Linked DNA regions of Mus musculus: region 2 is linked to region 1. The links are chromatin loops, found by intact Hi-C in ENCODE. Cell type or tissue: left cerebral cortex. All regions are shown on one strand. Each heading gives the region's core, and the rest is flanking DNA. Links, peaks and the distances in the headings are about the cores only.

Region 1 (15,246 bases), core at 6,525-9,024:
TATCCTGAAAGCTCTTGCTTCATGAACCCAGGTCATCGCCAGAAGGACTAGTCAATGAATGGACAGTGATGTGCACATGACTTTATTTTGCAGACTGGCCATCCACAACTATAGCTTGCTTCACCCCCTAGAATGGCTTCTTTGATAAGGAGGGGAGAAGAATGTGTTCTGAAAGCTCTTTTAAATTTGCTTCCTAGCTAGCTGTGACATCGAAGAGGAAGTTATAGCATCTCATATGGCAGGTTATGCATGCCAAGTGGCTTTCCAGAGCTGGTTTCTACTGTCCCTCACCACCTGGCAGATAGGAAAGGTCAGCACCCAGGGATCTTGGAATTCATGTGCCCATTTTGGCTTCCACATTTAATGATGACCAATGAACAGCTTGCTAGGGCTGTAGGGGAGACACAAGCCCAATTGCACTTGTTGATTTTGACTTCAACACTCCTCCACTCAGCCTTTCTTATTTTGTCCTGTTGCTACCAGATCTTGATCCTTAATGTCACTTCCTTATGCTTGCCTGTGTCAAAACCTGGTTAGGCTTCTTCTGTATCACCTGCTTTGGTGTTGAGGAGATTTTCCTCTTCCCAGAACTGCATCTCCAGTTGACAAAGGTGCAAGAATCAGAAGAAAGAAGTCTATGTTTCTACTGGTCACCTTTCACTTTCTCCATACCCACTCCCAGAGAGACATAGAACCTTGTTAGGATAAAGAGATAGCACATTAGAAACATAGCCCAATAGCATTGCTGTTGCCACCACAGTGCTGCTAGAGAGAAAGCATGGCTATCAGCTAGCCTCAAAAGCTTTTAGATAATCTCATGATTGCTCTCTTGACCTAAAGAAGATTCCTGTCATGATTCTGAATGCTCTCCAGCCAGTTAACTTCTTTCCAGCTTGGACGCTCCTCTACCTCCAGCTCAGATCAATGGGTTGGCTGGAAACAGTGTATTCCAGATCTGTCTGCATATTCTACAGCCTGTTTCAATCTCTACTGTCATACTCCATCCAACGTGCCACCAGAAGGCTGACTACTTAAAGGTCAGGCCAGGCCAGGTCAGGATTCAAGAGGACTGACTCCTGACATCGTTCTGACTTTGAGAAAGTCAAAGCATCATACTTAGCCATCTATACAGCACATGAGATTAGAGACTCCAGTCAGGATCCCATGAACATTTCTGGATGGTGTAACTCAGAACTCTCAGTCTTAATATGTGGTCATGAAGAGAAAAAGCCATTTCTCCTGATGCAGGCTTGTGAGCCCAGATGCTTGGGAAACAGAAATAGCCCAATTTCAAGATTAGCCCAGGCAACTTAGTGAGATCCTGTGCCTTATCCAGCACATGCCAGTCCACTTCTAAGTACTGACACCACGAACAAAATTAAGTGGGTTCACTAGATACCTGCCTACCTGGGGGACTATAAGCAAGCAGAGCTGACTATAATAGGTGAATGCGGCCATGCAATGAATTTGTCACCTCTGGAGGAGCTACCACCATGCCACCCAGCCTCCTACCCTGCTTAGCTGACAAAAGCACTCAAACACCTGTTACCCAGAGAATTGAACATTTAAACAAAATAACCCAGGTTTCCAAACATAGGGGGCTAATGCAATAAATAAAGGCATTATCCAGGCACGTACTGAGGTAGGCATGTTGGCACAGACTTGGTCTACATAGAAAGACCCAAGAAAGAAGGAAGAAAGGAATGGGAAAGGAAATGGGGAGAGGAAATTCCTATTTACTGAAACTGTAGAGATCTCATTCTCATATATTGCTCTTAGGGAGTTCATTACTATTACTATACTCATAGTCAATATATGAGCTAGGTATATAAAATAGATATACAAATGAATTTTGGGGTGTCATTTGGCTCCTCAAGTGACTAGCATACTTAGATTTAACCATATTTATTTAGGATAAAACTATTGTATTTGTTTACAAGAGCTAAGGCTACACCGGAGTTAAATAAAGTCTTACCCCTTAAAATGATGGATTAAATACATGTTACAACATGAGGGAGTAAGTAGAGAGTTGTGGCACACATGTGTAATCCTAGGACCTAGGACTCTGAGGAAGAGATAGAAAGATCATGAGTTCAAGAGCAGCCTGGGCTACAGAGTAAGAACTTTTCTAAAAATTAAAATAAAATAAGAAAGTGCAAAAGTTTCAAGAAATAATAGGAGGGTGTATTATAAAAGTACACAATAGTGTGTGTGTGTGTGTGTGTGTGTGTGTGTGTGTGTGTGTGTGTGTGATATAGCCTCCTTTGTGCTAAATATGAGAAAAATTAAGAACATGTATTTATATTTCTTCATATTTAAGTTACTTGTGTTTAATTCAGAGGGACACAGAAGAATATTAACTGGGATTGATGGTACTGGTTAAAGAACCTGCAGGTGAGGGACACATGTAGGAGGGACAGTGTCCATAGTTTATACATACAAATACTGCAAAAGAGTAGAGACAAATGCAGTATCTTAAACAAGTTTATATATACTTTAAATAAGCTTTATATTACATATCATATACATAAACTTTATAAAGTTCACATATACACTTTATTTTAAATGTATATTATAGTAACTTTATTGAGGCATTGTATACATACCATAAACTTGACCCATTTTAATGTAAAATTCAATGATTTTTAGTAAATCTCCTAAATGGAATAACCATCAATGTAATCCAGTTGTAGAGGCTTTTATCATCCTAGTGAAGTATGTTGGGCCATTCGCACTTCATCTCTGTCCTCACCCAGGCTTTGGTGACCTGACCAATAAACTAACATCTGCCTTTCTAGCTTTGAGTATGCCTAACAGTTGATACAGATCTTCCTTCTTTTACCTGGCCTTTCTTGAGGTTCATTCATTGCAGCATGCATCAATATTTCCCCATTTTTAGTTGTTAATGGTATTCCACAATAGGCATATATCATATTTTGTTGACCAACTTGAACACTTGACCAACTTACTAGGTCACAGACATTGGGTTTTTCTACTTCTTGCTATTAAAAAAAAAATGATGCTTTCATACACAAGTCTTTGTAAGGTATATTTTTGAACCATCTGGTAAATATATTACCTATACACAATTTTTTAATATTGCAAGAGATAAATGACACAGCACATGAAAGCAATCTTATAAAAGAGAAAAATAAAAACAAATGTGTGTGCACATTCACATAGAATGACTTTATCCTGTTAAATAATTAAATAAGTACACAAAAAAGATTAGAAGGCAGAAAGCTAAAATGTTAGCAGAGTTGTCTCTGGGTGATGAGATGGTAGATAATTTATGTGTTTGTATGCTTTTCTGCATTTCACTGAATTTTCCACTGTGAATATAAATTACTTTTGCAATCAGAAAAAAAAAAGCACACTGTTATTAAGAGTAGAAAAAAATCTTTCCCATTCAATTTTTCCAGTGTCTTTACCTCTCTATTACAGACAGATTTTCTCACAACAGTCCACACATGGAAGCAACGGTGGATGGACTCACCCAACCCCTATGGTGTTGGTTACAGCATACTGATAATCACAGAGTTCCCCAAAATACCAATCAATTGTGAAGACCTTGAGATCAGTCTCCATAGCAACCTGACAAGGGCATGACTCTATGAGCATTGGCAGAACACAGAGATGGCACAAAGTCCAGCTCAGACAGTCTGGAGTAGGCAAAGAAGCTCGGTGCTTAGCTGCATAGGGACAGGTCTTCCAAAGCTTGAGAAGACCAGCAGCTCTTTAAAGGATGGAACATTTAAATCTTAACTGATCATTTAATTGTGGGATCCTGTGAACTACCATTTCCACATATACAGCTGCAAATAGATGGCATGATTCCACATTTTTAAGAATAGCATTAGAGGCCAGTGAAATGTCTTAGAGAGTAAAGGCACTTTCTACCAAATCTGATGATATGAGGTTTCTTTCCAGGACCCACACACAAATTGTCTAACCTACAAACACACACAGAGAGAGAGAGAGAGAGAGAGAGAGAGAGAGAGAGAGAGAGAGAGAGAGGGAGAGGGAGAGGGAGAGGGAGAGGGAGAGAGAGAGAGAGAGAGAGAGAGAGAGAGAGAGAGAGAGAGAGAGAGAGAGAGATGAGGGAGAGGGAGAGAAGCATGCACAAATAAATAAATACATGTAATTAAAACTATTTTTTAAATGCCATTTGAGAGGTAGATGTTCTTTCCTCTGTGCTTAGATCTCACACAGTTTCATCATATTGTTTCCTAATTATTCATTTATTCACACAGGATCTATACCTTATTAGTTAGAAGCAAATATCTCTGATGCCCAAAGATTAGGAAGGTATAAATCAGGCTATCATGCTGTTGAGCAATTTATAACCTTGTTAAACATATCTTCAGTGTAATTTAAAGTGATGCCCAAAGGATGCTGGCTTCTTGGTGTTCTGAGACATATGATGCTAAAAGTTTTACCCCTCGCTTGTTCCTCTTCTCAAAGACCCCATCTTCAGCCTGCATCAAAACAGGCCTCATATGGATACATGTACACATTCAGTCAACATGTGTAAGTTCCCTTACAATAACCTCACATCCCACTACCCAAAGTGGTCCTTCAGCCAAGCCTAGCATGACCATCTAAATTATAGCACTCTTAGAATACCTTAGTGGAGAGTCTGATAGGATCCTGGAAGCACATCAAGAGCTTTGGTGAGGAAGGTGAGGCAGCTAAAGCATTATCAATGAAGGGGGTAGATTGTAGATGATCATTTCCCATGGCTCTTGAACACTGGCAGGTAGAGAGGGTTCCAAGAACGATACAAGTCTCTCTTGCTCAAGACTAAGGAATACTGCTGGGTGTGTTGGCGCACGCCTTTAATCCCAGCACTGGGGAGGCAGAGGCAGGCGGATTTCTGAGTTAGAGGCCAACCTGGTCTACAAAGTGAGTTCCAAGACAGCCGGGGCTATACAGAGAAACCCTGTCTCGAAAAAAAACAAACAAACAACAACAACAACAAAATACTAAGGAATACTGCTCTACATTCTCATAAAACTGAAACTTGCCAATCTTGGCACTGTTAATGTTGTGGGCTGGCATTATTCTTTGTGCAGTGGAAGCTGGAGCATACCACCCATCCTAAGTTATAACAACCAAACAGGTCTCTATGCACATTTCCCCAAGGGATAAAACTGGCCATCAGTTGAAAGTCACTGCAGTAGACTATCAGGCTCTTGAAAAAAAAAATGAAACTTCTTGACTTAGCAACAGAGTATACACCTCAGAGAAGATGTTGCCATGTGGTTGAAGGATGAATTAGTGACCCAGTATCTACTTAGGGCCCCCCCAAATGTTGGTTTTTAAACTCTGATATTGGGGACAGAACCCAGTCTCTTGTACATGCCAGGTAATGACTACCACTGAGCCCCCAGAAGTCATTCTTAGAGACCCTATTCCCATAGTGAGACTGTGAAATATTAGTAACAAAGAGTCTATCATAACTATATTAAGGTAGTTCTCACCTCTATTATACAAATGATGTATCATAGGAGGTATGGATACTGTTACCCACAGCAAACTATGATGAGACATGTATCTGTGGGGTGGTGTGTTGGGTACCACATAGACTTAACCTACGGTATATTCCATCCTCTCTAATGAATCCTCTTACTTGTATAAGGGCTGGTTTAAACACTGCTGGTTGGCATATTCCTTAAACAAATCCAAATGTAATTTGTAATGGAAACTATAATACACAATAGCTTCTCTCTCTACATCTCCAACCTTTCACTGACTCTGCTCTTATCAATGGGATTTTATAAAGCTGACAGACCCTCCTCAGTTTGCTATGTAACATGTGAAATTTTTCTAGTACATTCCCTCATTACTTGGTGGTGACATCACTCTGAGAGCTTTGTGCATGCTCATGGGTACAGACATTTTTTGTTCTAATTTCAGATATGACTTCAATAATTTTTAAGAGTATAAGAGCTCCTAAGTCAACGGGTGCTGATTTAAACTACTATGTGGTAGAAAGTGGGGACTGGATGAAAATTATTTGGAAGATCTTTATAGAGACTCCAGTAAGCTACTGTAGAAATAAGTGCATCTCAGAGTTTCTAATTGGAGTGTCATTGTGATATTTTAGCTGAAAAAATGTTCTCTAGGCTCATCAAGGTGGATCAAAACAAGTCTAAGGGGGAAAAGTGCAAGCATTTGCTATTTTCAACAAAACACAAGCACCCCAAACACAGTGATCCTTGTTTGTGTTTGGAGGCTCACTCATGATCTGATTTACACTTGGAGTAGCTCCACTTCACTAACCACAAAGTGTTCAAACTTTAGCTCTGTTTTTCTCTCTCTGCATGTCAGGAGCACACAGAAAGTGTTATTAGGAAAGTGACAAAGGACACATTCATGCCCGCTGTGAAAAGGGAAGAGTGAGCTCCTGAAGCCATTCTTACTTTAAAACTTGATGGGTTCCATTACCTGTGTTATAGAATCATAATGTGTAATTATCACCAAGAGGCTTTCTTTGCATCACTGACCAAAACAAACCAGATACCCCATCCAGTCCAGTTTGACTGTCAATCCTTTTGTTGCTTTTGGTTTCTTCTTTTAAATTTTCTTCACCTCTTTTCTCACCTCATATAATAGAGAGCTTATATCTATGCTACAAAGTGCAAATATCACATGGCATCCTTGATAGTCACAGAAGAAGCATAGGAGAATTGTCTCCATCATCTTTCAGATGAAGCAATTGAAAGGTGAAATCGACCTTCCTGGATGTATTGGTGTCCAGGCCAAGACCAAGAGGATTGCCACGCACACATGGGCTCCCCTGAATCTCTGCCTTGAGAAGAACAGACTGGAAGCTGAGAGACAGCGAAGGGCTATCCAACCACATACTTCAGACCCTTGAAGGGAATGGCATCCATGCTTTTCACAGTAGTTGTTTCCAGAAACTGCCTCGTCCAACCCCTGTATCAGATGATGTTGGTTTTCTACAGTGTCGTGACAGTAGACAACCCAGAAAATGGCCAATAGCACATCAAGGACAAAAAGAAGCTTTACCAGCCAAATACTGGAATGTAAACTCCCATCCCCGTGCCCGTCACTCCTCTATAGCCTGTTTCCATCTTCCACGTTATAAATAATTCAGTTTCCTTTTCTCTTAAATATCACAAAACCAAGTTGGAATCTTTATGTAGAGGATTCTTCTGTGTCCTTCTCTCTCTCCTCCCCTCCTCTCCCTCCCTCACCAGCCCAGGCAACTCCCTGGAGAGCGACCTCTCAAGCTTTAACATTTATTCTTTGACATTTCAGACTATTTGTTAGGCAGAGCTGCCTCCTTGAAATCAAAGTTGGAAAATCTTGCTGAAAACTCCCGCTTGGCCCTGTCCAAAGGTGACAGGAAGGGTCTGTTAAACCCCAAACACTGGCTTCCTTCCTCACCCAGAGAAACCATTTGATCCCTATGCACAAAAACAGCTTTCTGTTTCTCTCTCACACTCTTCCCATGCCATGGGGTCAGTACATTCACCAGAGAGTCCCCAAGAGCCAAGAGATGTTCCCTGCCAGGAGTCAGCAGTGGCGTACTGGGACATGGCATTCAGGGTGCCTGTAGAATAGGTTATTTACATGGGTGTCAGTCAGGCTTTTTTGTCAGATACTGAAACAAATACAGGATGAGGAAAATTAAGTTACTTACCCCACATCACTTGCTTAGTGGCAACGCCGAGACTGGGATTCCCATCTTCATTTCTGTGTGCCACCACTAGGTGACATCAGTCTGTGGGAGTGGCTCATGCTAGAGAAGTCTCAAGCTCCTTTGTGAAGGGACTTACCATATGGAGGACTGAGCCTCCTGTTGGGTAGAGATGTGAGGTATGGTCCTTTCTTGATATCTTTGACATCAACAGGTCACTGATGAAGCATCCTTCTTAGGTCTCTTTCAAAAGCTTCTAACTACACAATAACCAGTGTTTCCTGAAATATGTGTGTGGAATGTACTAATAGATGTTAGGTAAAGAATGCTCTATGTTCAATTATGTTGGAAAACTTGCAGAATAACGAGGTTTATTTACAGCAGGGGTTTTCAGAGCCTTCAATATCCTAATGTACAGTGTGAACCTGGGGATGAGACATGTATGAGCCGTGTGATGCTCTCTAAAGCTATCTGATGAATCTTTCGAATCTGATAGACTTAAAGGGGGTGCTGCTAGCGCCAGTGATGAGAGACACATGATCTTCACATCATTTATCTAGTAACTGAAATGGGAAAATGATTTTTCTGCAGGTTGGGAAATTCCAAATTAAGGAAGAGCCATATTGCGGCAGCTGAAGCCTTGCCCAAAAAACTGAACTGTCCATGTGGAAAAACAGTTGGGGAAGTGGCTGACCCAATAAAATGATTATGGTAGCCATTGTGGTCTTCTTCTTAAGCAAGTTGGCTATTTGACATCATGGGTGTTAACCCACAAATGTCTGTTAGGGTCACAAGAAATGCCAAATCGACAACCATAAAGATTGAAGCATTCTGTTATCATTTAGATACAGATTGAAAATTTTAAGCCATGAAATTCCAAAATATGATCTGTAATGATGGCACCTCCCATGGTGCCCACTGACTGGGAAAAACCAGACTCCAGGGCCCACTGGTCAATTCAGAGTCAGCTTCCTCTCAAGTAAAGAACTTGAGCAAAACTATGGAACCTTGATAGAGATATCCAGAGAGTTCCACAGGCTCTGGCTATACCTTTTTAGCCAAACTGATCTTTCAGAAATAACACTCCCAAAGAGTTGCTTGCAGATTTATTTCTTCCACCTTATCAGCAGGAAGGTGATGATACTGATGTGCACACAGTGATCGATCCAGTTAGCATCTAGTCTGTGTTCTAGGATTTCCAGCTCCCTAGGACTAGTGATTGGCCTATGGGACACTGACCTCAGGTCACAGATGTGCTCTTATTTTGATCAGGTGGGACTGTGATTACTCCTCCATGAAAAGCAGCAAGAACAGCTGCGGGCTTAGAAACCTCCTGTTGCAGAGGCTAGAGCCTTGTACCATCAAACTCAAGGGTATTTTAAGTACCTGAGTGTCTGAGACCAAGTCATATTTCCCATAAGGATGCAGATGGCTCTTGCCTCCAGTCATCACCTTCTCTTTCCCTGAGAAATCAATTTGAGAAGGGGACCAGGATTCACCAGTTTTTGCCAAATACCACTGCAAGCCTTACAATATCATATCATATCATATCATATCATATCACAAGGACACAGACACAGCACAGCTAGCATGTGCTCAGAGTAAGGAAGTTAGTGGCTCTTCAGAAGTTTGTAATAGGAAATTTGCCAGGCCACATCTGACAGCATTGAAGTGACTTTACCCATTGTCAGCTTAGGTCTTTGTCCTTCTCACTGGCAAATGAACTTCAACGTCAAGAGAGGCAAGAAAGCATATTTTGAAGGGAAAAGGCTACTTGCTCCAATGCAGTTCCCAAAGGCAGAACCAAGCCTCATTTAGCTGCCATGGTTCCAGAAAACATAAAGGTGGCAGAAACAGAAGGAAAGAAATCTTTAAAGGCAAGCTGGCCTTGTAGGTCTTGCACCAAGGCTTTCCCCAGTGTTACTTACCAAAGTCTGGCTTGGTGGTGTGTTCTGAGTTGCTATGATGCTCTTGATTGGGGGGAGGGCACAGGTCTAGAATGCATACCTGTGGGCAGCCTCACCCCTTGCTTCTTAACCCCTGTCCATGGCTGAATGGGGGTCCTGACCACCCCTCCTCTAAAGCCACAAGTGTCATTTGACTTTTTTTCAGTTGAAAGGTGAAGTAAGAATTCAGTGGTTTGGAATCAGAATATTCAGGGTCCACTCTTTCTGACTGTGCCATACACCCCATCTTTATCCACTTCAAACCATCAAGGTTATACTCATTTACATCGAAAAGGTGTTGAAAGACTGTGATTTGCATAGGGTCACGAGTTAACACTGTGATTATGTAAAGCCAAGGAGTGTTTCTGATCATGTGTAATAAATCCCTGTGTCTTCTAGTATGCAGGACTGGAAGTCCCACAAGAGCTGTCATCAACGGCTTTTCCTGCAGCTGTGGTTGCTTTCTGAGAGTCTGTAATCCTGACTTTGACCTTCACCCAAAAGGTCTCAAGTGCCCACTGGGCCTGGGCTGGAGGGTCCCCACACAGGCGTCATCAGCATCCTTTATGACCTGCCAGGATCTATGCTCCACAGAGCTCACCCTTAACATCTTACTTCTGTTTGTCCCCATCTATGGCTTAACCCTAAGAGTTCCCTCCTGATTCCCAGACATCTTCCTACAGACTGGAACATGCAGAAACTTTGAACAAGACTCCAAACCTTTAAATCCACCTGCAAGGAGATGAGAGTGGGCAAGGAAGACTGAGCCCCTGCAAACACACTCAAAGACATTTTATGTTGTGGGGAGCCATTCTCCTGATGGAAAGACTTCACAAGGCAGAGGGGTCACAGATCTTTTACAAGCCACGTAGAAATATCTTTCCTGACCAAGTTGTCCTTTAACAAAAAAATGAGGCTAGGTTACTCTTCAGGGGTTTCCATCATTGTGTGCAAAGAAACAGGGCCCAAATCCTGCCCAAGCAGGCTTCTGATTCCTGATGTAATTTTGGAACCACCCCCTGGCTACCACATCTCCTTCAAGTCACTTGTGAGTTCAAGTAGGGTTGAAGGAGGAATCTGATTTAGCTCTGAAAATACATTGTCAGATCTAGGCTGAGATTCTCTTGGGAAGTGGGAAGTCGAGGGGGCGGTAACCACAGGATTTCTGGAGGCAGAACGCAGAACCAGAGCTTTCCAAGGAAACCCAAGACTGCTAAGTAACTTCACCCACATCAACCAGCATTAAAGAGCATGGAGTGACGTGGGTAGGTAGAACAGGCCGAGGAGAGGAATGGGGTCCAAGGCCAACACTGGACGCTGCAGATGCAACTCAGGTCCAGCAGTTTCTAGTCAGCCTCTCTCTCTCTCTCCACTGTCAAACAGAAGAGTTTCCACCTTGTCTCCCAGAAGAGCCTCAGAGGAACCAAACCTACTCTTCGCTATCCTATTTATTCTTTTTGTCTTTCTGCAAACTGGTATTTTGCATTTTGCATCAGAGTCACGTTAAGCAACCTGTGTGCGATTCTGACTTCAGTGCAGGAGTGAGCAAGCACTGAAGAAGGAAGACTCCACTCTGCCCAATCCATGACTGTCTTAGCTCAGAAAGCTACGCAACAATGAACTTATTCTGCATTGATCTGCCCATTCTTGGGCTTGCTCTGGGGAACCAAGCCCCCACCATCTACCTTAAGATTATATCAGACTCTTGATCTTTGCTCTATTCTGGTTTCGGCCTAAAGGAACTGGGCCAAATTAGAATTAGAGGAGGTGTCACAGCCTAGTATTCTGCTGCTGCTGCTGCTATCACACCTACGGAGAGGGGGAGGTGAGCATGCATGTGTTGTGAACTTGGCTGCAATATGGAATGCCCATGAGAGAGAGAGGAGAACCTGGGAAGCTCAGAGGCCAGCTTCTTAGCTTCTAATTTGAAGCTACTTAGTGTCTGATCTCTGCTTGGAAAGAATTGTATGGCAGAGATTCAACACACCAGGAGATCTCAAAGACAGTTCCATAAGGAAGCAGGGGATAATGCATAATCTTAAGGTAGAGGGTAGAAAGCTATCAGGGTAAAGCCTCTAGGAGCAGAAAGGAGGCTGCTTTGTGGGACCAAAAGAATGACCAAGAGTACCCTGAGTACAGGCATACCCTACGATACCATTGCTGTGGAAACCCAGGGTAGCTAGTGACTTTTCCTGAGCCTCACTTTCCCATGGATAGAAAAAATTCTGGTTCTGAGCAGGTGTTTCCTATAATAAACAGGGTAATGATCACAAGTGCTCTATTGTGAACCTAATTTGAGATCTTTAGCCCTTAGTTCCATGAACTGGCCACACAACACTGCCTCATGCACAGCCTCTATATGCTGTGTCACTCAAAGGTGCCCAATAGAGTAAGCACATGGTTGAGTTTCACAGTCTCCAATACACACATGTGGCACCTCTCAAATAACACTCCAGAATAAAGACCTGAAAAGCAAGCTGGGCCCATGGGTTAGCCAAGCATAATGTTCTACTACAAAATCTCTTAAGATCAAACCACATGTTTAAGTCTAAGAAAGTCACCATGAACATCTATCAATGAGCTCTGAACCAAGAAGGTGAGGAAACTGCGGGTCTGACTGGTAATGCTCCTTAGCCCTCCAATCTGGCACTCTTTCTGGACTGATGGTGTCTCTGGGAGTCTGTCTGCCCCCAAGGTCTAATGGGGAGAATCTCATGGCACATTAACACATATCAGGAAACCATGGAAATGACACCCCTTGAGATGAGACATTCTTTATCAAACTCATCCAGGTCCTTCTTCTGCCCAGAAACCTTCCTGCACATCTCTGGCATTCATGATAGTGTCTTCCAATGACATTGTGTATCTTCTCAACTCTTACCAGATCTTCTCACACATGGCACATGACCTTGCCTCATACCTCACTAGTAAGATAGAAGCCACCATGCAAAGCCTCCTTTATGTTCTTGCTACTGAACCTCTGAACCACTCTATGCTTTCCTCTTGTGTTCTTCTCCCTAAGAAGAGTTCTCCATGCTAACAAACTCATGTTCCCTCCCATCTTCTCAGGGGTTAGTCCCACCAACTGTCTGTGCCATGCATGGGATAATACAGAACTTAACTCATATGAACAACCAAAGTCCTCCCTTGAATTCATGACCCTTTCCTTAGTCCCAAGGATAATCCTGAATACCAGAAATCTCTGCCCCAACCAATCTTGGAACCTCAAAGGATATACAAAAGTGGGAGTTAGTGCAGCCTCTATACCAGGCCACTCTTATGGACACAGACTTGCGTTAGGGCAGGAAGTATTCAATCAGACATGTGTAGAAAATAAAATGAGTGATGTTATACAGAAAGATACCAATCTCATTTTAGCAACACTGCCACACCTCCCACCTACCTTAGCCTGTTTCTCCTTTACTTCCTACATGATGGAGTTTCAACAAGCCCCAGTGAGGCCCAGAGAAGAGTCCATACCCACCTACTATCCTTTCCCCAACACTTGTTCTCTTGCTTGCATTCCTCCCCAAAAGAAACAAACACAAAGTACAGAAGGCATTTTTTTTAGCCTTTACACTTGTGTTGAGGCCAGGATCCAAGCTTGGTTAAAGGCATACACCCCCTCAACTCAGCTTTTGACTTCCAGTAGGATCCGGGGAGTGTCCTCCACATTCTGGGAGCCCATGTAGACCCTGACAAGACAGCCAAACCATGGTGACTGTGAGTGTGCATGTACATATTTCTGTATATATGTATGTATAAAGAGATTGGTCTGTAATTTCAGAGAATAATCTCTTTCTAAGTAAGGAAAGATAAAAAGGTACTCTGCCAGAGGGAGAACCCCACGGGCTCGCTGATACATCAAAGAGAAAGGCTCCTCACCCCAATTCCCAGGTCCCTTTGTACATCAGCTCTGAAAATAATACTTTTACAAGTTGTAGCTTCTCAAATAGCAGAAAACTCCCCAAGTACCAAGGATATCAGTAGCTCTAGTAGTAACTAAAGGAATTGAGTTTGGATATTGCTTCTGCCTGTCACACTTTGTAATGATAAACACTGAACATCTCTAGGTTCCTAATAAGATGAAGAAGCACTCCATTGTAGGAATCTGAGGTACCTGGAGGGGTCTCCATGAATCCAACCGATGGAACATATTTTAAAACCCTGTCACTAGCAGAAGTGTGCTAGAAACTTCTGCTGAAAAGTAATATCAATATGGAAAACAAATTCTGGGCAGCCTGGAATTGCTACATTTTAATATTCTTTGCAAAACTTCCAAATAAGAGGTCTGATGCAGTCATTTCATTAGAAAATAAAGTGTTTATTAAGAAACTATACACTGAACACTCCTATAAGTCTCTGTGGAAACACAATGCCCCATTGTCATAGCACAAAGTGAAGAAATGCCAGAATAAAAGATGCTGCGATGGATGGAGCCTGGGAGGCTGGAAATGAGGTCATGATTTACAACAATTAAAAACATCATCCTCAAGCTTACTCCTTAAAGCCACACTCAGGAGGAGATCCGAACCAGAGGGATCATCTGGGTGTGATGGGGAAGAACCTGACCTACAACCATGGGGAGCAGGGGGAGCAGTGCTAGAAGGGACTCGGGGCCCTTCAGGAACCCTGTACCTAAAGTGACACTGTGGAAGTCACTCTAGGTCATGGGAAAGAACTTGAAAAGCTGCATGCTTATGTACCCCTCAGAGGTGTCTAGAGCATCAGGCTAGGGATCTGGCATGATGATCCACCATCCACAGGTGCAGTCTAACCCTTGAGTAGTATCTTTAGCATACAGGTAAATTTGCTCAGTTTGCCAAAAACATATGCTCCATCTTTCACTGCCCTGCAGCACTACATTAGAACATACTGGTTATTAAATAACCACCATGTTGTCTCAAGAACTGAACTTGGGATGCCTGCTATCCTTTCCCATAACAGGGACCTCCATGGAACTGGGGAGTCTTGGACCAAGCCAGAATCCATTCAGCTGACACTCAGCCAATCTGGCTAGGCTTTTGTACTCTGCAAAGTGCCTTTCCTATGATGTAAAGAACTATCAACCCCTTCCCTCTCCCCAGAGGGCCAAGTTGAAAATTGGGGAACAACCTTTCTTTGGGAGAGGATGGCTGTGGAGTAAGACATGAGTGGAAGCAAGCAAAGTGAACACACATATTGACCAGAGACCAGGATGACACGCCCATCGGTGCCATGAGAGGGGCTGGAGGAGGCCAGGTTTTTACTTCTCTTCCCCTTCAGTTCATCTTGACCTTGACATGATGATTCCACTGGGTTCCAAAGGTTCTCAGAGTCAAGAGAAAGTGAATGTAGGGGAGGAGAGCCAATCCCGAGATCACGGGCTAGGAGGAAGGGTCTTGGTCCCTGATTCCCTTGGTCCCTTGTGGTCCTAGTAGGATGGCCAATTCACAGGCAAGACCTTCCGTAGCCAATGCTTGTCGGAACTGTAGCTCTAGGGACCCAGGTGGAGCCAGCAAAAACTCTTTCCAAAGAACTTTCTAACATTGCACTCACTGTGAGCCATTCCAGAGAGAAGAAGAAGGAGGGGGCAAGTGTGTCCACAAAAAAAGTATGATATTTCTCCACACACACACATACACAAAAAAT
Region 2 (15,246 bases), core at 5,475-7,974, 270 kb before region 1:
CTCATGTCATACAGTTAGCTCTTCCATTTAAAATGTGCCAGTCAACACTTAGTAGAATATCATGGAGCTATGTACCTGTGACATGTTTTATCAGCCAAAAGCAACATAGAGCCCATTACCATTCAGGCTCTACTCTCCCAAACCCTTGCACTTAGGCATTATTCTTGCTTATATAAGATTTACCTAGTTTTGCTAATTCATTTCAGTGCAACTTCACTATGCATGCTCTTTCCTTTAATTTAACCTAATGCCTCCTCTGATCATCTACTCTGTAGCACGTATCAGAACTTCATTAACTTTTATTGCCAAATAATTTTCTATTGTATAGATATACAGCATTAAATCTACCTGTTTGTCAGTAAATGGGCACTAGGGTTATTATTCCTTTGGTCCATTGTAAATAGTGCTACTATAAACATTGATAGGGTTCACTTTTTGAAGAAATACTGAGAACAGGGGCTGCACTGTACATACCCATCTGCAATTCCTTCAGACTCAACAACACTTGCTATGAGCAGGGGTCTCATCCTGCTCATTTCCCCCATCCTGGTCACCCCCTCCCACAACCCTTCCTCCATCCCCTTCTCCTATGAGAGGGTGGGGCCCCTTGGATATCCTCCCCCCCCACCCGGGAAAATCTTTGAAGAGCTAAGTGCATCTTCTCCCTGAGGCCAGATAAGGCAGCTAGAAGAACATGTCCCAAGAACAGGCAACAGCTTTTGAGAAAGCCACTGCTCCAGTTGTTCAGAACCCACATGAAGACCAAGCTGCACATCTAATACATATGTGGGGGAGGCCTTTTTTAGTGGCTACTGATGTTAAGTGTCTTTTGATGTGCTCCCTATTTATTTGAACATTTTTTGGAGAGATGTCTATTCAGATCAACTGTCCATTTTTTAAACCAACATGTGTGCTTTTAAAAATACATATATTTGATGTAGGTTCCTAATCACATCTTGATTAGCAGAACTAGAATCAGGGAGACAGGAGCAGGAAAGATCCTGGACACATTGCATTTGAAAGAGGAGAGCAGGGAAGGGAGAGAAACTGGAGCCAGGCTATCAAGGCTGAAGGTCCCATGTCCTCTAGCCAGGTTCCATCTCTAAAATGTTCCATAGCCTTCCTAAACAGCAGCAGCAGCAGACAACCAAGTGTTCTAACACAAGCACATGAAGGATATTTCAAATTCAAACTGCATTATCCTAAGGGTGGTTTATAATATCTTATCTTGTTCTAGTAATGAGTTGTCCTTTCACTTTCAATAAAGCCATTTTGACAAGTTTATCTATCTTCCCTTCTGATACTTGTTCTTTTGCTAGTGTATCTAAACCACTGAATTATCCCATCACTAACATTTTTTTCTAAGAAATGTTATAATATAGTTTTAGCTGCTATGTTAATTTTAGTCTGCTTATAGTTAAATTTTATGTATCTTCTGAGGCCCAAGTTCATAGGTTTTATAAGGATGTTGGGTAGTCCTGATATCTTTTGTTGAAATCACAGCTCTTTAAGCCACTAAAAGGCTATTGCTATAAATTTGTGAGTACACTTCTAAGCTATAAATTCTATCCCACTTATTTATATAGCTAACTTTATGCTATCACAATTAAGAAAGGTAAACTCTCCAATGTTAGTTATGTTTGTTGTTGTTGTTGTTGTTGTTGTTGTTCATTTTAAGATTGTTATTTTGAATACCAGGCAGTCACTTGTTAATACTGAAAAAAGGAATTCCTGTAGTTGTTATTTTGAAAGTATTATGTTAAAATATAGATCAATTTTAAGACTAGAACACATAGCACTATTAAATCATCTTATCCATGAACATTAGATGACTCTCCATTTGTTTATATCCTTAATGTATTTAATAATGCTTTTTATAATCATCACATAAGCTTTTCACTTATTCTTTTAAGTTTATCCTTAAGTATCTTAGCCCTTTATAATCCTATTGCAAAATGAATCTCTCTTAATTCCATTGTGATATTATTAGCTGCTAGAATATAGACATGCATTTATATTCTTCCACACTGATCATCATGCTTCAACCTTAATGATCTCATTTATTTTCCCACGTTTTCATGTTGATTTTTGTTAAATGTACTCCAAACTACTTCGTCTAATTTAAGATTGGGTGTTCAGTTTAACTATACCTCAACTTCACAAAGATCTTCTATTTCATATAAAGAATGTGATGCCAAAGGGGGGGAAAAATTGGTTCAAAGGCATGCATGGCAGAATAAATATTATAAGTTCTCCATAGAAACAAGAGCTACGGAGCTTGTCGAAAGAAGACAATCTAAAGACAAATTCTGGGGAGGAAGACTACATTCAAGCAAAAGAGACAGAGAAGTGGCCATTGTGGGAAAAGGAAAGAAACTATAATAGAATAACTGACATAATGAACAAGCAGGACTGGTAAGGCTTGGAATGAAAGGAGCCTAGCTATGTTCTTGTCCAAAGCCCTGGCTCATTTATTCCTTCCCAGTACCCATTTCCCTGCCAACAAATAAGGTCTGTACCATTTACTCTAAAAAGAAAATCAAGAGGAATCTGTGAGATAATGCATGTATAATTAGCATCAATTTCCAATCATTATTATTTTAATGTCTTTAGAATATTATCTAACAATTTGCCACCTGCAGAAGAGCTATGAGATGCTTATGACTGTGGCTTGCAGAGATCTGAGAAGCACAGATTTGGGACAACAGTGGGCAGCATCCAGGATAAGGTAAAGAACAAGAGAGCAGTGTTGACAGGCAAGCTTGGACTCCTTGCCTTTGAGGTACCTGAGGATGAAGGAAGCAGGAGTAAGCCAACAGAAACAGGACTTTTCCTTATGAAGAGAAGTTTATGCTCCTCCTTATCTGATCAGGAAACTAAGAGCAGGTTTGGGAGCAAGATAGAAGGGACGAAAGGGAGAAAAGGATACCTGGGAGAGAATCAGATAACAGACAAGTGACAGGTGAGCCTAGGTAAGGAGAAGAGACAGCTTCTTCTGAGAAGTAAGCGCAAGCAAAGGGGAAGGATGAGGAGATGGCAGAACGCTGATATGGACAAGAAAGTATTTACTCAACCACTGACAGCACATTACTAAAATATTTTATATATGCTACTGTACAACTGATCATATCCACACTTATCAAGAAGGGAAACTGAAGTAAGGGAGAAATGGAGAAAGGGAAGGGATGGAGAAGCCTGGGGGTCCTGGTCTATGTACACGCTGCCTATCTTAGCTAGTAGAAGCCCTACTCTGCCCAGCCCAGTGTGAACTCCGTTGGCTAGATGCTTCCTTTCAGCCTGATTACTCTAAGCAATCTTCTGGAATATTTTTCACTGAGTCTTTCTTTTTTTTTTCCATTTTTTATTAGGTATTTAGCTCATTTACATTTCCAATGCTATACCAAAAGTCCCCCATACCCACCCACCCCCACTCCCCTACCCACCCACTCCCCCTTTTTGTCCCTGGCGTTCCCCTGTACTGGGGCATACAAAGTTTACATGTCCAATGGGCCTCTCTTTCCAGTGATGGCCGATTAGGCCATCTTTTGTTACATATGCAGCTAGAGTCAAGAGCTCCAGGGTACTGGTTAGTTCATAATGTTGTTCCACCTATAGGGTTGCAGATCCCTTTAGCTCCTTGGGTTCTTTCTCTAGCTCCTCCATTGGGAGCCCTGTGATCCATCCATTAGCTGACTGTGAGCATCCACTTCTGTGTTTGCTAGGCCCCAGCATAGTCTCACAAGAGATAGCTACATCTGGGTCCTTTCAATAAAATCTTGCTAGGGTATGCAATGGTGTCAGCGTTTGGATGTTGATTATGGGGTGGATCCCTGGATATGGCAGTCTCTACATGGTCCATCCTTTCATCTCAGCTCCAAACTTTGTCTCTGTAACTCCTTCCATGGGTGTTTTGTTCCCAATTCTAAGGAGGGGCATAGTGTCCACACTTCAGTCTTCATTCTTCTTGAGTTTCATGTGTTTAGCAAATTGTACCTTATATCTTGGGAATCCTAGGTTTGGGGCTAATATCCACTTATCAGTGAGTACATATTGTGCGAGTTCCTTTGTGAATGTGTTACCTCACTCAGGATGATGCCCTCCAGGTCCATCCATTTGGCTAGGAATTTCATAAATTCATTCTTTTTAATAGCTGAGTAGTACTCCATTGTGTAGATGTACCACATTTTTTGTATCCATTCCTCTGTTGAGGGGCATCTTGGTTCTTTCCAGCTTCTGGCTATTATAAATGAGGCTGCTATGAACATAGTGGAGCATGTGTCCTTCTTACCAGTTGGGGCATCTTCTGGATAAATGCCCAGGAGAGGTATTGCTGGATCCTCCGGTAGTACTATGTCCAATTTTCTGAGGAACCGCCAGACTGATTTCCAGAGTGGTTGTACAAGCCTGCAATCACACCAACAATGGAGGAGTGTTCCTCTTTCTCCACATCCACGCCAGCATCTGCTGTCACCTGAATTTTTGATCTTAGCCATTCTGACTGGTGTGAGGTGGAATCTCGGGGTTGTTTTGATTTGCATTTCCCTGATGATTAAGGATGTTGAACATTTTTTCAGGTGCTTCTCTGCCATTCGGTATTCCTCAGGTGAGAATTCTTTGTTCAGTTCTGAGCCCCATTTTTTAATGGGGTTGTTTGATTTTCTGAAGTCCACCTTCTTGAGTTCTTTATATATGTTGGATATTAGTCCCCTATCTGATTTAGGATAGGTAAAGATCCTTTCCCAATCTGTTGGTGGTCTTTTTGTCTTATTGACAGTGTCTTTTGCCTTGCAGAAACTTTGGAGTTTCATTAGGTCCCATTTGTCAATTCTCGATCTTACAGCACAAGCCATTGCTGTTCTGTTCAGGAATTTTTCCCCTGTGCCCATATCTTCAAGGCTTTTCCCCACTTTCTCCTCTATAAGTTTCAGTGTCTCTGGTTTTATGTGAAGTTCCTTGATCCACTTAGATTTGACCTTAGTACAAGGAGATAAGTATGGATCGATTCGCATTCTTCTACACGATAACAACCAGTTGTGCCAGCACCAATTGTTGAAAATGCTGTCTTTCTTCCACTGGATGGTTTTAGCTCCCTTGTCGAAGATCAAGTGACCATAGGTGTGTGGGTTCATTTCTGGGTCTTCAATTCTATTCCATTGGTCTACTTGTCTGTCTCTATACCAGTACCATGCAGTTTTTATCACAATTGCTCTGTAGTAAAGCTTTAGGTCAGGCATGGTGATCCCACCAGAGGTTCTTTTATCCTTGAGAAGAGTTTTTGCTATCCTAGGTTTTTTGTTATTCCAGATGAATTTGCAAATTGCTCCTTCTAATTCGGTGAAGAATTGTCACTGAGTCTTCTAAGGTATGACATATACACACCCTGATTTTTTTTCTTCTCCCTCTGCTCTAAGAGGAACCTTTCCATCAGGACAATGTTTCTGCATTACTACCATTTCATCATGTTGTCATACAGAGGTCAGTCATAGCCTTAGCAAAGCAATAAGAGAAAATTATATGGATATCTGAGAGCCACTTGGGATTGGCCTTTAATTCTGTGTACAAAGAAAGTATCCTTGTTTGCTGCTTTGGGTGTTTTGCATTCCATCTCCCTGTTTCCTCCTCTGACAGCATTGCCACCCCTGGTACATACTACTTTATTCTCTATCTGTGTGTTTGACTGTGTGTTCTAAAATATTCATGGTGGATATGTTAATTTGATTCACTATGGTAACCATTTTCCTATCTATATGTATCTTATAACATCATGTTGTCTACTTAAAATACACAAAACAAAATTTATTTAAGAAACAAGTATTCTAAGAGCAATGGAGATGGCTCCATCACTAAAGTGCTTGTCATACCAACATGAGGACCTGAGTTCCAGGATCTGTGGAAAAAGCCAGAAATGGTAATGTGCATCTTTAAAAGCAGAACTGGGTACCAGAAACAGGAAGAGTGCTGAAAGCTGCTAGTTGGCCAGTCTATTTTACTGTATAAGCTCCAGGTTCACTGAGAATGTCACTCTCAAAACAAACAAAAAAGGATGGGGAATGGCTGAGGAACTGGCTGGTATATATATATATCATAAAGCCATGCACACATGTATGTATGCACCACACACAAAAATAAAATATCCTTAAAACATAGATTGCAAACTCAAATAACATATAAAGTGAATATAAGGGAAAAATCATGTGAATACCTACAATGCCGAGCCTACATAATGGGGACAGCCTTTACTTAGCTCCAACTAATTAGAGTTGGGAAACTTATATACACAAAATGGGGGGGGTCAAACATTCTTAAAATCCATGTATTCAAATTATTTAAATGTGAATTTTCAAAATCATTAAATGTAAGCATCTAATTTAAAGCATCTTAAATACTCTTTACGTATTTAAAGCCTAATAAATGTTCAGCAAATAATCCTCAGATTTCTACTATCACTTTATATACTGTACCTCAGTTTACCCACTCAGACAGATCATCTTTCAAGATCCAGATTTTAGGAAAATTATGTTCCTTGGTACTTCCTGTGAGAAATTAAACCCAAGCCATCCTTTGCTGTGAAGCAGAATTGCCCCCAGGCCAAATCCAGTTCATGAATAAAATGTAGCCCATAGTCTGCTTTTACAAATAAAGTTTTATTAGAACACAGACATGCTCATCTACTTCTCCATTATACCTCTTTGTCATTACAGTAGTAGAACTGAGCAGCTGTCACAAAGACAGATGGTCCGTAAAGTCTAAAGTACTTCCCACCTACCACTTTATGGAAAAATTTCCTGACATCTGTTCTAAGGCACAAGTTTAGAAGAGACTGGCAAGATACACAGTGTTCCTCCATGAGGAGGCCTCCTGGTGTTGTGGGGAGCTGTGGCCCCGGTTAATAAGGATGCCTGCTGCTTTCCTCTCCATTTCTGGAATGCTTCTACATGAAACAACGGGGGTTTGGAAGTGGGAGACTTTATTGTCAATTCCATGACCTTGAGAAAATCCTCTCAAAATTCCACACAGAGTTTGCACATCTAGAAACAAATTCCCAGGGTTCCTTTGAGATTAAAATGAATCTGTACATGAAAGTGCTCCAAAGCAATTCTTGGTGTGTATTAGATATGTGATTAATATCTATCGCATTTAAAAGTATTTTGCCATTTGTCATTCACTTTGTCACAACCATAAGGTATGTCATGCACTCCATAAGACTTAGTCAACCAAGATGTTGGGAAAGACATGTTTCTCATCTGGATCATCATAGAAACTGAATTATGCAAGTAAGGTAATCACAGAAACTAGATAAACCCAGCAGTGAGTTAATTAAGGCCATGCCAGGCCAGCTCAGCTGTCTAGAGCTCTACTGTCAGCCTTAGGGTGCCTACTGTGATCTTATCTTCTTTGTGGCTGAGTCACTGTCCTTGGATGCAATGATCTGCAGTATGTCTAGAAACAAGCTATCCTGACCACAACCCAAGCCTTGTGATAAGTTTTCTATCAGTAAGGAGCTCCTTGAACAGGAGAAAGCTCCAAAAATGAGGTAACTGCCAACCCTGAGCCCACTCAGATCCTCAATTCCTTTGCTCCTTTGCATATTTCTTCCTAGCATTTGGCAGCCCTGGCTTTATCTCCTCTTTATGTCTGATGTTGCTCAAGAATTCAAGAGGGATCTCATCCTAATTAAAACCCAAAATTATTTATGCAGCCTCTCAGTGGGCCTCATTCTCAGATCAGAACTCATCCACTTCCCTCACTGTTTATTCGAATTAGTGCAAAGCTACAGGGTCTCTGAATATCACAGAGGCACTGAGCTTGCTAACACTGGCCTTGGCCACATGACTGTTCTATTAACCAAGCTCAGAATGCCAGTTTATTGCAGCACCATAGATACTATCTCCATTTTACCTGGAAAACAGTTTCTCTCTCTCTCTCTCTCTCTCTCTCTCTCTCTCTCTCTCTCTCTCTCTCTCTCTCTCTCTCTCTGTCTCTGTGTGTGTACACATGTCTGTCTCTGTCTCTCTCTGTGTCCATCAACAGCTCTGACATAATCTTCAAAATTATCCCCTGCCTGTTAAACTTTGTAAATTCTCCTCTCATGATCCATCACCCAATCCCTGGTGGAGCCAGTGTGTCCCACCTGGATGCACTTGTTCTTCAGGTTCTCATTACCTGCATTCTTAGCTCTCTACTCCTTGCTGGTGCTATCAATAAAAAACAGACTCAACCAACCCCCAACTCGTCTCAAATACAATCTCCTTCATAAAAATCTTCCTAAAATTTGAGCTCTCTGGATGAAAACTTTCTCTGATGTCCTGATCTGAGTTTGTTCCACCCATTATATTTTCCTCAGGAAGTCTGTTCTCTCCTATTTGGTCCTTTACTGTAACTGGTTGTTTGGATATAAACAGTGGCCTTCTTTGTGTGATCAAGGGCAGCAATGGTACCCTGCAATGATGCAATAAGCATGGGCTTTGGAATCCCAAAGACCTGCGTTTGATGCTCACTTCCATCACTTTCTTGCTCTTGAAATTTGAAGTGTACGCTCATCAGAACTTATCAGCAAAGTGAGAATATTCATATCTAATTTACTGGGTAGCTGTTTTGTTAAAAGTCCTCCCAGAAATTACAAACCTATTTAATTACTCCTGTTTGTCACTGCTTACCCTCAGATGCTTCACATTTAGTTGAGTCTATCAAGTTTTATTTTATTGCCATCTTTTGTCCAGGTACTGATATTCTTTTGGCATTAAAGGTAATGGCCTTTGTCCTGAAGATGTTTCCTTCCTATATGGAAGGCCTTGGCTTTGTCTGCATTGAGGCTTTCACAGAGTTGGTGAATATATGTTTTTAGGTCAGTAAAAGTTTCCTATACTTCCATTGGCTCTGCCAGAGCCTGACCAATACAGATGTGGATGCTTGCAGCCAACCACTGGACTGAGCTCTGGGAACCCCAATGGAGGAGTTAGGGGAAGGACTGAAAGAGCTTAGGGGGTTCACAACCTCATAGGAAGAACAACAAAATCAGCCAAACAGATCTCCCAGGGACTAAACCACCAGCCAAAGAGTACACATGGAGGGATTCATGGTGCCAGCTGCATATGTAGCAGAGGATGGCCTTGTGGGACATCATGGGAGGGGAGGCAGTTGGTCCTGTGAAGGTGCAATGCCCAGTGTAGGGCAGTGAGGTGAGAATGGAAGGGGGAACACCCTCATAGAAGCAGGGGGAGGGGTTATGGATAGGGAGTTTGTGAAGGGGAAACTGGGAAAACGGATAATATTTGAAATGTAAATGAATAAAATATCCAATAAAAATATTCATCTTATGATTTGTTCTCCAGACCTGAGATTATAATTTTAGGGTTGGGTAAAATTGATGAGCACCATTAAGGGTGGGTCTTAGGAGTTTGCTTCCTTGCTCAGCTCAGTCTCTCCATGGTTCGTTTTTCTGAACTGCATGAAAATCCTTGAATCTGGCAGGCATGGTTCTCCTCATAAACCTTTCCACCAGGGTCTCTACTGTTAATCCAGTGTGCCTGAGCCAAAAATAGCCTTACAGTTTCAACCATATGTGTCTTGCTGGCTCAAAGCTGGTGGCATTTCAGTAGCCTAAGATCAATAAGGCATAAGGGAAGGAAGCAATGTGTACAAATATATCTTTTGATAGCTTAGTGTCTGCTTTCCGACATCTTAATTTTTCTTGCCAAGCACAAATATCTTCTGGGCTGACCCATCACATCCACATTATCTGGGAGAAAAAGAAATCTTATATTCAGAATAATAGGTTACAACCTATTCTGAATCATGTGTCATATTCATAGTGGCACATCATAGAGAGAATGAATTACAACCTAGAATGTCATGCCTGTTCTTGGAGAATGTCCATATGTCAAAAGAGATCAACACAAAGGCTGATCTGATTAAAATAGTGGATGAAGCATTGGTGCCTCTGTTGTTCCTGTGTGACAGTTGAGATTTTCCTGATCCTTATGTTAGCAGGGTTTTCCCACTAAAGAGGTGATCAACATTCATAGTTCCCTTTACTGACCTACTATAGTGCTGCATATATTTTCTAGATCAATGGTGCATGAACTAGCAGCATCAGAATCACCTGGGAACTTGTAAAAATGCAAATACTATGGTCAGTTCCAGACCTGATTACTCAGATATTCTAGCCCTCCCTGGGTGGAGCCAGCAGTATTGACTAAAGATAGCTTTCAAGATTATCCCAGTGGGTGCTACAGTCTGGGAAACAGCTCTAGATAGATGGCCAGCACTTCAAGAAGCATGAGTATCCCAAGAGATAAGTTAGCAGCTTTTAGTTTCCTAATGTCTTTCTCTAGAGACTCTCAAAAGAGATCACAGAGTCCCTGATATTCCTGTGCATAGATTTCCTCCTGCCATCTCCTCATCAGGAGATTATAATATGATCTGGTACAACATCATTAAGACATTTTGTTCAAATATTTGTTTGACAGTGTGTGCGGGGGATGAGGGAAAGAGAGAAAGAGAGCACTCTCATGAGCTCAAGAAGAATGTATGCATTCAAAGGGTGAGCATTCATAGAGGTGTTAGAAAAGTGACCTTTCTACCTTTAAGAACATTCTAGCAAGTTCTCAGATTTGTCAAAACTGAAACACAGGAGGAAAACACCACTCAGCCTTTCTTAAGTAAGAATTGCCAAACACATGGTAGCCCACCATCTGTGAGTATGATGATGCGTCTGGAGCCCTCATTATCCCCCTGTGCACAGGAAGGGATCAGACTAGCCACTCTGAGAACAAATCTGGAATTCATTTATAGCCATACAGGAGCCAGTTTGAGCAGTGATCTCTGCAGTCTACTAGCATTACCCACAGCCTAACCTGTCACAGCTCCTGCCTAGAGAGAATTTATGTCAAGGCTGGTGTATTATTGTCACTGCCCACTCTGTGCAGCACAGTGAAGATGACATTTAGCGAAGTTTCACTGCTCTGGTATCCTGTATGCAGGCTTGTGTGTGCATCAAGTGACTTCCCTTAAAGGGAGCAGGAACTGAAGAGGTGCCAATGAGCCTACAGTGAAACAGATTCCTCCCACGTCTTAGCAGCTCACAGGGAAGGAAAGACGGATCAGATAAACCAAAAAGTGAGCAATCAGTCTGATCTGTTCAGGTCCTGCTTGCTAAGAACAGGCAAATGAAACACAGAATATTGTGTCCCTGTATATATGGCACAGAAATATTACATGTGTATAACATCCTATGTTTATATGTTTTATATTCTATATTATATAAAATATTCTATATATTATATTTTACATAATATATGATATTCTAACTATGTAATACATATACTTATATTGTGCCTGTGTATGTATGTGTGTGTGTATGCCTGTATAAATGTTTGTATGTGTGTATGTATATAAGTTACATATATACATACACACAATCTGTGCCTATATGTATGTATGTATGTATGTATGTATGTATGTATGTTATCATTGCATGGTTGGCAGTGTAGAAGCCCAAGAAAGAAACCATATCTTCAGGAGAGATGAGAACAACTCAATAAAGATGATGCTGTTGATGACAGCCACAGTGGGGATGAGGATAGGTATGCTACCCGCAATTCATTTGTTACTGCACACCTTCACTGCATCATGAATATTAGCTTATTTAATTTTTACAAGAGACCCCAGAAGGGGAACTATTTTTTTTTCTATTTCATAACCAAACTATGGTATATGAAGCTTAGATGGTTTAACTAAAATTTGCAGTGGAATAGAAATTCAAACTTACACGGTGTCTAGATACATAAAAATACTTCCTGAATATGTGAGTGTAGTTGTGAATAAATGGAACATAATCATGAATGAATCAGCTGTACCTGACGACCAGAACCAGTTTCACCCCCAGCACTAATGTGTGCTGTTGTTTTAAACTCTGCCTTGGGTTTACATCTATAGTAATTCTCACCTTGTCAAACCCAAAGTCCAATTCTAAGTATCAAAGAATGCATGGGGCAGGCAGCTCACTTAAGTGACTGCTTGAGAAGATCATTTAACTCTGCTTGGAAATATATAGGTGACTGGCAGAAGGTTCTTCCTGAGTGTGCCTGAAAAGCTTACTGTTTAAATGAGGAAGCAGAGTAGAGAAGACCCATTCTCACCAGTGTGAGTGGGCATCAACTGATCCTGTGATAGCCCAAGTACAAGAAAAATGCCAAGGAACTACATAGATTTTCCTAAAGAAATGGGGCTGTTCTAGTCTTCAGGACCCAAGACCTACACCAGTACTTCTGACTGGCTTACTTAAACAATATTGCTGGCTCCACCAGGAAGCCTATGGTGTCTGAGTAAGTAGATCTGTGGCTAAATCTATTATTTGCATTTTATTAAGTTTCCTGGTGATTCTGACACTACTCGTAAACACACACACATACACATGCACGCACGCACGCACGCACTCACGCATGTGTGTGCAGTCTTGGTATATGCAATAAGTTATACAGGTTTTCCTAGTTCTCCAGCTTGCAGATAGAGTATTGAGGGGCTTCTCGGTTCCCACAGTTCTGTGCACCATCTCCTTTAGGTATCTTTCTATATGTAATTAGTTCTGATTTCCTGGAGAACACTAACAAAGACATTGCCTTAGTCCATGCTTTCCCATGATTGCTCCAGCTGAAAGGTACCACTCTTACCTAAACATTCTCTAAAGCTTTGCTCAGAATTTCCGCTAGTGGAGAGGAAAAAGTTCTGAACAATGATGCTCTTCCTGTCTCTTGTCTGTTCAGCCCTGGTAGGATCACACTATCATTTTGTAGCTACTTGCCCGGCTCCTGGACTAGTCTCTTTGTCAGGAGGGATAATGACGTTATTTTTGTATTTCTGGAGACTATTCCTACTCTAAGTACACATTACTTCCCACAAAATGTTTGTGCTGTTCATGCATATATGGGAAATTCCATGGAGGGAGAAGTTCTACTTGGCATTTGCACAGCAGATGTCTGTTTGTCCCTGTGCATTTACACTGACAAATGCTCAGTAAAAGGGACAGAAGAAAGTAAGTTGACTCGAATCTGAGAAAGAAATCACACACACACACACACACACACACACACAGAGAGAGAGAGAGAGAGAGAGAGAGAGAGAGAGAGAGAGAGAGAGAGAATGCAGAGAATGCAGAGAATGCAGAGAATGCAGAGAATGTTATTCTTGGACCAGATAATTTTTGTTATTGGGTCTATCTATTTCTTTATATTATTGTTATTAGAAAGCCTGGCCTTAATTCCTGAGAAGCCAGTAGCAGGATTTTATTGTCATTTATGAAACTGACGTAGCAAAAAACTATGGCTGAATACCTCCTATGGGGTAAAAATCCGCTCTAGGTGATGACAATAGAAGCTATTTGAATTTTTGTATTTCTAAGTTAAACCCATGCAGACCTCTGCCTTGTGATATAGTCTGACATGAAATACAATAGGATCAGACAAGATCGGGCGCGTACATGAAACTCAAGAAGAATGAAGACTGAAGTGTGGACACTATGCCCCTCCTTAGAATTGGGAACAAAACACCCATGGAAGGAGTTACAGAGACAAAGTTTGGAGCTGAGATGAAAGGATGGACCATGTAGAGACTGCCATATCCAGGGATCCACCCCATAATCAGCTTCCAAACGCTGACACCATTGCATACACTAACAAGATTTTATCGAAAGGACCCAGATGTAGCTGTCTCTTGTGAGACTATGCCGGGGCCTAGCAAACACAGAAGTGGATGCTCACAGTCAGCTATTGGATGAATCACAGGGCTCCCAATGGAGGAGCTAGAGAAAGTAGCCAAGGAGCTAAAGGAATCTGCAACCCTATAGGTGGAACAACATTATGAACTAACCAGTACCCCGGAGCTCTTGACTCTAGCTGCATATATATCAAAAGATGGCCTAGTCGGCCATCACTGGAAAGAGAGGCCCATTGGACACACAAACTGTATATGCCCCAGTACAGGGGAATGCCAGGGCCAAAAAAAAATGGGAATGGGTAGGTAGGGAAGTTGGGGGGAAGGTATGGGGGACTTTTGGGATAGCATTGGAAATGTAATTGAGAAAATATGTAATAAAAAATATTAAAAAAAGAAATACAATGGGATAGTTAGGGACTCTGAGCATTCAATAGTCTGTTTGCTTGTTTAGAGAGCATCGTCTGTAAGACTTAACCAACTAGGCAGAAATGATCAATGATAATGGATAGCGTATAGATAAAGAGGCCAAGGAGGTGGCCAAGCATTCCTGGGTAAGTGAGAGCAATGCACAAACAGCAGACCCTCAGATATCAGGATCCAGGGAGACTGAATGGGATCTCAAAGCCCAAGAAAGACAGGCACCCCATCAAGGATTCAGTTAGGGAAGAGAAGTAGGAACACTGTCATTGGGGAAACAGGATTCAGGGTCTTCACCAACAGCTGCCATGACAAACCTTGAACTCCTATTCCTCAGTTCAAAATACAGAGCTAGGTCCCTAAGGGTAAATAAATGGCCTCAGTTGGGAAAACAATTAGACTTTCTCCAATACATAACCCACCAATGAAACACCACCTACCCCTCAATAACTCATTCTCAAATTTGGAACACTAGCTTTCCCAGAAATTAAGGCTGTTTTATTTTTGTGGTGCTTATATGCACCCATGTAACACACACATCATTCAATGACTGAGCTGACCCACCCTGGAAACAGAGATTTGTTTCATAACACAGTCTGGAATCTGTCCAATAACTTTCCACTGAGACCCATGATCCAATTTCTAGTGCTTACTTCAGTAACAGGTATGTACCACAAGGCTCAGTTTACAAGAGGAATCACCAAAGCTGTGCCTGCACCACTGCCAAGCTCAGCGATGAGAACCAGAGGGAAGGAAAACAGTGTGAGGATCTGGAGTTCTGCTCACGAACTACAGCCTGCAGATGTTTGGAACTTGCCAGTGGGATTAGCCAAGATTGATGATATCATACAGATGTGAACAACAGGTAGTATCTGCCTGTATTTCCAAACACACAGACACATACAGAGAGAGAGAGAGAGAGAGAGAGAGAGAGAGAGAGAGAGAGAGAGAGAGAGAGAGAGAGAGAGAGAGAGAGAGAACAGACATCAGGCATATAATCATAGTAAAAATGACTGTTTTCAGAGATACTTGATTTAGCACAAGGAGACACTATCTTCATCTATTATACAATTCTTATATCTGAGCAATCAATGAAGATATTTTAAGATTACTAGA

What was found. A loop is a pair of places that touch in the nucleus more often than their neighbours do. Peaks named below come from ENCODE experiments on the same cell type or tissue, not always from the same donor. Only the 100,000 strongest peaks of a DNase experiment are listed, where the experiment ranks them.
Region 2: a loop joins it to region 1, with 2.7 times the contacts of the local background. A loop is called at or near these places in 2 of 42 quality-filtered maps.

What each region holds. Positions count from the first base shown.
Region 1 is chr7:78,286,772-78,302,017 of GRCm38, forward strand. All of the region lies in intron 12 of Ntrk3 (neurotrophic tyrosine kinase, receptor, type 3), which reads right to left. Among named protein-coding and RNA genes, the nearest start is that of Gm39038, 280 kb to the right of the region's middle. In left cerebral cortex, for the core only: a CTCF peak has its summit at 7,738; a DNase peak (open chromatin) is centred at 7,739.
Region 2 is chr7:78,016,464-78,031,709 of GRCm38, forward strand. No RefSeq gene overlaps it. Among named protein-coding and RNA genes, the nearest start is that of Gm39038, 550 kb to the right of the region's middle. In left cerebral cortex, for the core only: no CTCF peak of the experiment used is centred there; DNase peaks (open chromatin) are centred at 6,794 and 7,417.